Regions from separate parts of the Homo sapiens genome. Here region 2 is linked to region 1. Evidence: chromatin contacts called from ENCODE Hi-C or POLR2A ChIA-PET data. All regions are on one chromosome and are shown on one strand. Each heading gives the region's core, a stretch centred on a gene start or an enhancer-like site at or near the end of the contact. The rest is flanking DNA. Distances are from core to core; before and after follow the strand shown. Region 1 holds the start of FOXCUT (FOXC1 upstream transcript). Region 2 overlaps GMDS (GDP-mannose 4,6-dehydratase).

Evidence for each region. A loop is a pair of places that touch in the nucleus more often than their neighbours do. ChIA-PET counts read pairs that join two places held with the same protein, here RNA polymerase II (POLR2A). Pooled maps may share reads with other maps.
Region 2: a loop to region 1 is called in a map of GM12878, with 2.1 times the contacts of the local background. The contact joins the enhancer-like site here to the promoter of FOXCUT in region 1. A Hi-C loop is called at or near these places in 8 of 168 maps with a recorded cell type or tissue (Calu3, GM12878, IMR-90 and 5 more), 2 of 37 single-sample maps with no recorded cell type and 9 of 50 pooled maps. POLR2A ChIA-PET finds 5 or more read pairs at or near these places in 5 of 52 experiments (BJ, HEK293T, PC-9 and 2 more).

What each region holds. Positions count from the first base shown.
Region 1 is chr6:1,603,577-1,607,543 of GRCh38, reverse strand. FOXCUT (FOXC1 upstream transcript) reads right to left here and starts at 2,013. Exons shown (of 2, transcript NR_125804.1): 1 at 1,745-2,013; 2 at 186-1,528. RefSeq lists enhancers at 1-94, 452-952, 953-1,453 and silencers at 2,755-2,824, 2,875-3,294.
Region 2 is chr6:1,768,527-1,772,493 of GRCh38, reverse strand. The region is part of intron 7 of GMDS (GDP-mannose 4,6-dehydratase); the gene reads left to right. Among named protein-coding and RNA genes, the nearest start is that of FOXC1, 160 kb to the right of the region's middle. Within about 2 kb of position 1,958, at least 4 of the 41 ENCODE cell types and tissues checked have a DNase peak (open chromatin) inside an H3K27ac peak, as active enhancers do; they include GM12878, PC-3 and endothelial cell of umbilical vein, where a contact is called at or near this core.

The DNA.
Region 1 (3,967 bases), core at 764-3,263:
CAAGATCAACTTTCCACTGGTTTAGCTCTGGATATTCGCCAGGAAAAGATATTTGCATTTGTGTTTTATAAACTTACTCGGAAGCAAGCCTCCAGTAAGCGGCTTGATTGTATTTCAAGCACTTTTCTTATTTCATTTTTGTTGTTAGTGGTGTTATTTGAACATTAAGACGCAGGCATGAAGTCTTTTGGGGAACAGGTTAAAGCTTTTATTTTCAGGTTACAGTTTTTGATGCCCCTTTCTGCTACTCCACGGGGTACTTCAATCATCCGCTTCCGCACATCTCTTGACTCATTTGGCAGAAGAGCCCCCACGGGAACCCTTCGGCTTCTTTTCTGACACCTCACGTACTTGCAGCCTGAAGGCCCCGCAGGCGACAGCGGTAATGGATGTTTGGTGGAACCCTCCCTGGGCCCACACTCCGCCCCTCCCCAGCAGGCCGGGCAACAATTCCCAGGGCCCACCGAGGGGTGCTTAGCTCGGAGGAGGGGGAGTGACGTCACAGCGATGTTCAAAACAAGGCCTCCCCTGGCCCCACCATAGAAAAGCACCAGGAAGGGGAATGTGGCGAGCACTCCAGGAAATGCTCGGATTGGGGACCAGGTGACACTGTAGGAATGTGTGTGCTGGGGGATGGGATGGTGTCCTAAATATGGGTCACCAGGAGCCAGAAGGAGCTCTCTTTTTTCTTTTTCTTTTTCAAGTAAAGCAGAGGAGGTGGAGATTGGGATGGGGGCAGTCCGGAAAAATCACTCCCTAGGGGTGTGAGCTTAGCTCGTGTTGTGCGGATTGTCCCCGTCACAGCCCAATCACCTCTGTGGTGTGCCTAGACGCCCTCTCCCTTACCTCCCCGCTTTCTGGCTTCTCCATCCTCTGGGCTCTGGGTTCAGCCCTGAAAGCCGAACTGTGGGCTGCAGTGGGGAGGCGAGGGCAGGTAGAAACCAGCTTCAGGGGGGGCTCCACCTGGCCCAGGAGCTGGGGGACAACAGAAAAGGCAGGCTTAGGGCATGAGGGAAGGCGCTTCTCCTGCTGCACTGGGGCAGTGATTCCTGGGGGCTCTGCACACACAGGAGGGAGGCTGCAAGTCCACAGCTGCTTTAGCATCTTTCCCTTTGCTGGGGCAGACAGAGTGGAAGATTAAGGCAATTAACCCCAGAGGGCCACTAGAAAACTGTCCACTAGGCTGCCATCACAGACCACTGGAGCAAGGTCCGCTTGGGGATGTCTTTGAGCTTTTTAGATTACTTAGATAATTGTCTTAGTTCTCCATTCGGCCTCCTTTGCTTAGACCAGAATCCCAGGGGTAGGGGAGGATATCCTTGCATCAATGCCCGGCATTCGTTTTCAAACCACCAGGCCGGCAGGCAACGTTAGTCATCGGTGCGACTTTTCAGCGGAGGAAGGAGTGGGGACCGAACATCTGGGTGGCCGCGACCTTGGGCAGATACTCCTTAGCTGGGGGATTTTCAAGTAGAGGATTTGTCAGCACAGTCCCTCCAATTCAGCCCCGTCCTTAGTAGAAAAATTTCTACAATAAACGAAAAGAGCGTTTGGTTTTCGATTGTTTTAAAGACAAAGTGATCCATATTGCCTGTCTACATGGTTGGATTAATCCGATAGTTGCCCTCCTGGGGGCAGACCTCCACGGGAAGTTTGTGTGATGGGATAATTTAATGTCATCTAAGTCCCCTGGAGGGGCGGTTCCCCTAACTACTCACCCAGGAGAAAGCCAGCCAACACCTACCTGATCGTTCCCGCCTCGGGATGGCCCACCTATCGCCCCTTGGCAGGAAAGCCCCCGCCTCGAAGGGCGTTTCGGGGGCTCAGAGCCGAGCTAAGCTGCAAGAGGGGGCCATGGGGAATGCGGGAAGTGAATCTTTAACTTTGGTGCCCGGCTTCAAAAGACTCAGGGCTTCTTGTGTTCAGGCAGAGGTAAATGGAGATTCAAACTGTCGTCTTGCATTAACAATCCGGAATAAAAATAAAATTCGTAAAGGGATAGATGATCGGAAAGAACAAATGGTGCATGTGTGCGCGAACGAGCCCCAGTTTCTCTCCATCCAGGTCCCCAGCGGACTCAGAGCGGCCGCCGCACTCCACGGCCTGGGAGGACAGAGGCCCCGCAGCCTCCCAACCTCGGCTCATGTGGGGGGCGCGCCGCGCAGGGTGGGCGAGTCCCCAGGCCCCAGAGTCTGCCGGAGCCAGGGTGCGCGGTGCGGCGGGAGCCGGCCGTCGGAGGACTGCAGGGCGAAAGCGCCTTCCTGGGGCTGGAGCAGAAGGCGTGTGCCCCTGCACGGACGCGCCTTGGCTGTGGGTGTGGGAAGAAAGGCTTTGCCCCGTGAGACAGACCCACAGACAGCCCCGGAGCCGCCGGCGGGGTGAGGTGGGCTGCAACCTTGCAGGTGGCTGGCTGTTCCCAGGTCTCCGGCCCGGCGCCGCAGCGGACCCAGGCGCCGGGGCCGCAGCCAGCCTTCCTTCCGAGTGCTCCCTTCGCGGAACCCTGCGCCCTGGGACCTTCCTTCCGACGTCCCTCACCCCGGCCGGGGAGTGGCACCAACGCGGACGCACCGCCGGGCCTCCTGCGGGTAAGGCGCGGTCGGCCCCCAGCTCTGAGCCTTCTGGGCAGGAGCCCCGGGGGCCTGGGCCGGGGCCGGTGTTTGCACCTCTCAGGACAGGGACAAGGCCGACACCCGGCTCGGTGCAGCCGGCCTCCCCCGAGGACCTGAGGGCCGACGCCTCCGGGAACCGCTGGTCCTCGCGAGTGGGTCGGCGCCTGGCAGCGCGCGCCGGTGACCTGGTGGTCCGTCTGCTCCCAGGCCGCCCCTCACAGGCTTCCCGCCGCTTCCCCGCGAGCGTCAGCAGAAAAAGGGACGATGTGGAAGCCCGGAGGCCCCTTGGCCGACCCAGGCTGGGGCTCTCAGGCTGGGGGCACCTCACCCCGGCAGGTCCCGCGCCTCGGGAACCCGGGGCCAGGCAGCCGTCCTGGGCGCCCGCACCGCGCACTGCGCGTGCTACGAGCGCCCCCTGCCGTCGGAGGCGTTGTCTCCGCGGCGCCTCTGCCCGCGCCGGGCTCCAAGGGCCGGCTCCGCCTGTCCCCGCACAGCGTCCCCTGGGAACCGGGTCTCCAGAGAAGGAGGCCTGGGGAAGACCGCGCCGCCCGCGTGGGACCCCGCAGGGCCTGGCACCTGGTTTTCTAGGCTGCAACTCTCATCCCTCAGGGTCCGGGCGGGAACAGCCCCATCGGGGAGACCCTCTCAGACTTCCAGGCACAGACCACGGACGCTTTTGTTCCTGGAGTGGAGGGAGGTGACCCGAGACTGGGGCTTTCAGCCACCGCTACGCATTCCTTCCAGGCGGCCCTTTTAATTGACGTACACGTTACAGAAAAAGCAAGGCCGCTCCATCCAGTGAATTACATTGTGGGAGATGCCAAGGAATGTATTTACTGGCAGCCAGGTTTGCCAATAAAAGTTGCAAATAAAGACTGCTGGTTTCCAGGAAAATGTACTTCTGTTTTTTAAACACTCCTTAGTCTTAATTACCAAAAACTGAGCCTCCAAAGAACCGGTTTCGAGAACAGGACCAGTGAGTGGCGGTGCTGGCGAGGCCTCACACCCCCACGTGCAATCACACACCCCGATGTCGCCTATGGGAACAAGGACCATGCACACCTATGGCTTTGCCCACAGAGAGGCTCGCCCGTATTTACATACGCAGCAGACACAGACACAGGCGAAACGTTGGCACACAGAGAGGTATGCGCTCGGATTAGGGCTGTTTAGTTTGGAAGTGAAGAAATAAGAAAAGACAAACTATGGCAAACAGGCGAATTTCCACAGAAATAAATGTCTGCGAGGAAAGGAGGCACTTGCTCTGTAGTGTTTAGTTATGGTCGCCCTGGTAGTTCTTTTTAGTCCGACCGGGTTGACTATAAATGAAGGCAGCAGAGAAATGCAGAATTTACATT
Region 2 (3,967 bases), core at 709-3,208, 170 kb before region 1:
CCATTGTTGGATGCAGTTCCAGTACCCAGTGAAATCCTTTAATGGCCCCTTTTGGATTTGAAACTTGCCTTTTCTCTTTATGTGCAGATTCAAATGGAGGGGGTATGCCATGTTTTTCTCTGGGGATTAAAAGAAAGGACTCAGGAAATTATGTGCATCAGAATTTCTCCACACATACTACAAGCACTTTCCAATTATAAGAAACATGTTTTTTCTTTTCTTTAGCATATTCCTTCCTTGTCCTACCCTCAGGGGTTAAAAAAGAGAGAGCTCATGCATTGGATTTTGATTATGGTCTTCAATTCATTGTCTCCTTCTTCATTTTCCTTGTAACAGTAACTGAAAATAGCATGAGATTTTGGAGATTACAAAAGGGCAGTGTATACTTGGACACATTATTGTACTGTTTTCATAAATATCATTCTTCTAGTCCCTGTAAGCCCAGACCTCAGTAAGGCTACAGGTTTCCGCTCACAGGGCTGTTCTTTCTATTGCTGTTGGAAATTACACAAAAACCTTCTTTGCCTGCTCTTCCTTTTCTTTCTTAGACTCTAAAGTTTCTCCTGAGACTGATTGCCTCCTAGATATATGTTCGTGTTTCTCAGATAGCTCTTCTCTTCTTCCCCTTCTTGGATTTTTACAGTATTCATAGAGCTGAGCTTAAGCATCATACTGTACCAATAGATGCTGATAACGTAGGATGCTTTTCTGGCTGGACATATCAGATATTGTCAAACTCCAGCTTTCAGTTGGACCACTTCTTATTTCTGCACTGTGTGACTTTGACAGATCAGCGAACATCTCACAGGTTACAGTAAGATTTGCACAAAACTCAGAAATGTGTCATGAGGAACAAATGACATCTGCATGAAGGTGTTTTGCAAAACAGACAGTGCTGTGTAGCTGTAGGATGCATGCATCCAATTTACTCAGAGGAAATGGCATCATCAGTGCACACTATTGTAGCCACCATTGTATTGACTCACTACTATTTGCTTGGCACCGTTCCAGGCACTTCACACTCCTTTTCTTGTGCATTTTGTTTGGGCCTGCAAAGGAGGCATTGTTATCATAATTTTACAGCGGAGGTGACTTGCCAGCGTCACAGTCATTAAGTAGCAGAGCTGGGATTCAAACCAGAGTGTGTCTGAGGCCCAGGCCTTCCTCATGGTTTCTTTCAGCATCCTAAGTTAGGTTGAAGAGAGTGAGGAGGAAGAGAAGACAAAGAAACCCCCAGCACAGCCATCCTCAGTGGGATGCATCTGGAACTGAATATGATTTGTTTGACTGTCTGGAAGCTGACACGCTCCAGATTAATCACACTTTCAGGCTTAGATGGCTTCACTCCAAAAGAATATTGATATTTTAACACCAGGGAGGGGCTATTTTAGCATATTCTGTGTAAGAAATAAGTGACTATGCCTTATAAACATTTCACTTATTTAATTTATTTAATTTTAGTTTGTTTATATATCCTATGAAGACATGAATAGCTCATTATTTTACATATATCAAAAATATCTGGGACTGCCTGAAAATGGAAATTAAATAACACTTTTCATAAACTCACAGTCAGAGCTCCATGCTGCAATGGCAAATGCCTCTTCAATTATTACCTTGGCAGTTTTCTTTCTTATTGGATCATCATTTTAAAATACCTTTTCAGAACAGTTGACTGGATGCTTTTGGTATGCAGACTCCTGATTAAGTGATCTTCTATCCTCATTAAGAAGACCCTTTTGGATGTTTCTGACTAATCTTCTGCCATCTCACTTTCACTTTCCTGGTATAAATTTTTGGTTTACTACTCAGTGGTTGGCTCTCAAAACAGGAAAGCAAGTTTGACTTCATAAAACCAACAGCTAACACTTGCACAGTGGTTTACCACTTACAAAGCAAGTACTGTTCACTCTCATTGTCTCACTCCCCACACCGTGGGGTCATGGCAGGGACTCCAAATCACCAAGGAGGAAACGGCCATCCCAGAGGCGCTCTGCAGCAGCCGCGTTGATGGTGTCTGTGGCTTCACCCTATGTGTGCTCCACGGTCAGATTCTCCGCTGCCACAACAAGATTCGATAGTTCCTTGTGTCCCACACAGCTTTACGTACAGTGCCTTACGCGTGGTCTTCAGTAAACACATGCAAAATTGAAGCATCAGTGAGTGAAAGATCACTGGAAATTGTGGCTTTCTCTCTGAAAATCCAAATTTCCTAACCTAGGGTCTAAAACTGTCTGTGAATTTCCTCAAGTCGTAGGTAAAAATGTGTTCGTGTGTTGGCTCACACATGTGTGCAGTTCTCAGGGAAGAAGATATCCTCATTTTTCATCAGATTCTCAAAGGAGTCCATGACTCAAGTAAAGTTAATAATAAGTGCTTTTAAAAATTAAACAGAGAACCCCAAAATGTTGTAAGATTTTAGTTAGCATTCATAACAAAAGATATCAATCATTAGAAAGTTACATTTAGGCTGGGTGCGGTGGCTCACACCTGTAATCCCAGCACTCGGGGAGGCCGAGGCGGGTGGTCACTTAGAGTCAGGAGTTTGGGACCAGCCTGGCCAATATGGCAAAACCCCATCTCCTCTAAAAATACAAAAATTAGCCAGGCCTGGTGGTCCACGCCCATAATCCCAGCTACTTGGAAGGCTGAGGCACGAGAATCACTTGAACCTGGGAGGTGGAGGTTGCAGTGAGCAGAGATCACGCATTTTTTGGTTGTGGAGATCACGCCACTGCACTCCAGCCTGGGTGACAGTGCAAGACTCCGTCTCAAAAAAAAAAATAAAAAATAAAAAACATTTAAACTCTGTGTTACCTAAAGGATATCAAAATTTTGTGTCTGTGCTAATTGATGTTGGTTTGTTAGAGCTTTAAACTATTGAGGTCGAAGCTTGGGCTTCAGTCTTCCTCCTGGCCAATTAATAGCCTCGTTAAGTGGCTGAGGATTTCACTGAGTCCTGCCAGTCCCCTTGAAAATGCCCATGAGGGGTTAGCAAAAGGGAAGGCAGGGAATTACAGAATGCCAATCAATTCCATCCCTGTGCTTCCTGGGTTGTTTGTGTTTTCATAGCTTCAGTGTGAATATAACTTGGATTTTAGCTGAGAAGTAGCTTGACACAGGTTAAAGTGTCATTTTCTTTATTTCCTCCAGCTTTGAGAGAATTTGTTACCCCAGTATTGGACATTCCAGAATTCTGTTTACTCACAAGTTAGACTGCATACCTTCTGTTACACTGGTTGCTTCTGGGAGAAGGATCCGCTTCCTCTTTATCTCCGTAAACCCAGTTCTATTAGTGTCAGTTATTGTCGTGAAGCTTGAGTGAAAGTCGATCACACAGAATCACCAAGTCAAAATAAAGGACTTTTCTAGGAACGAATTACATCAGTAGATAACCTAACTTAAATTATAATATACTAGTGAATAATTTTTTATCACTGAGTACTTTTCTCTCTGTAGAATATAGTATAATCAGACAGAGTAAGCTGTTATTTCCTCTCCTGGGCATATTATTCTGTATCTTTTATCTCTTACAATATTGAAGGAATATTAAAAGGAACTCAAAATGAATAAGCACACAAAAAATGAGAAATATAAGCATAACTCTTTTAGTCTGTAAAATGTCAGTAGTTAAATAGGAGTTGTGAAGTGCCAGTTTTTACAAATTATGAATATTCAAAAGATACAAAAACATGTTTAAATCAAAGCAAAATATATAGATTGAGTATTCCTTATCTGAAATGCTTGGGAACAGAAATGTTTTGGGTTTTGGAGTATCTGCATTATACTTACTGGTCGAACATCCCAAATCCAAAAACAGAAATGCTCCAATGAGCATGTCCTTTGGACGTTAAGTCAGCACTCAAAAAGTTCAGATTTTGGAACATTTCAGATTTCAGATTTTTGGATTGGGGTACTCAACCTGTATATTATGTGACAGTGACTAACAAGAAACATTTATTCATGA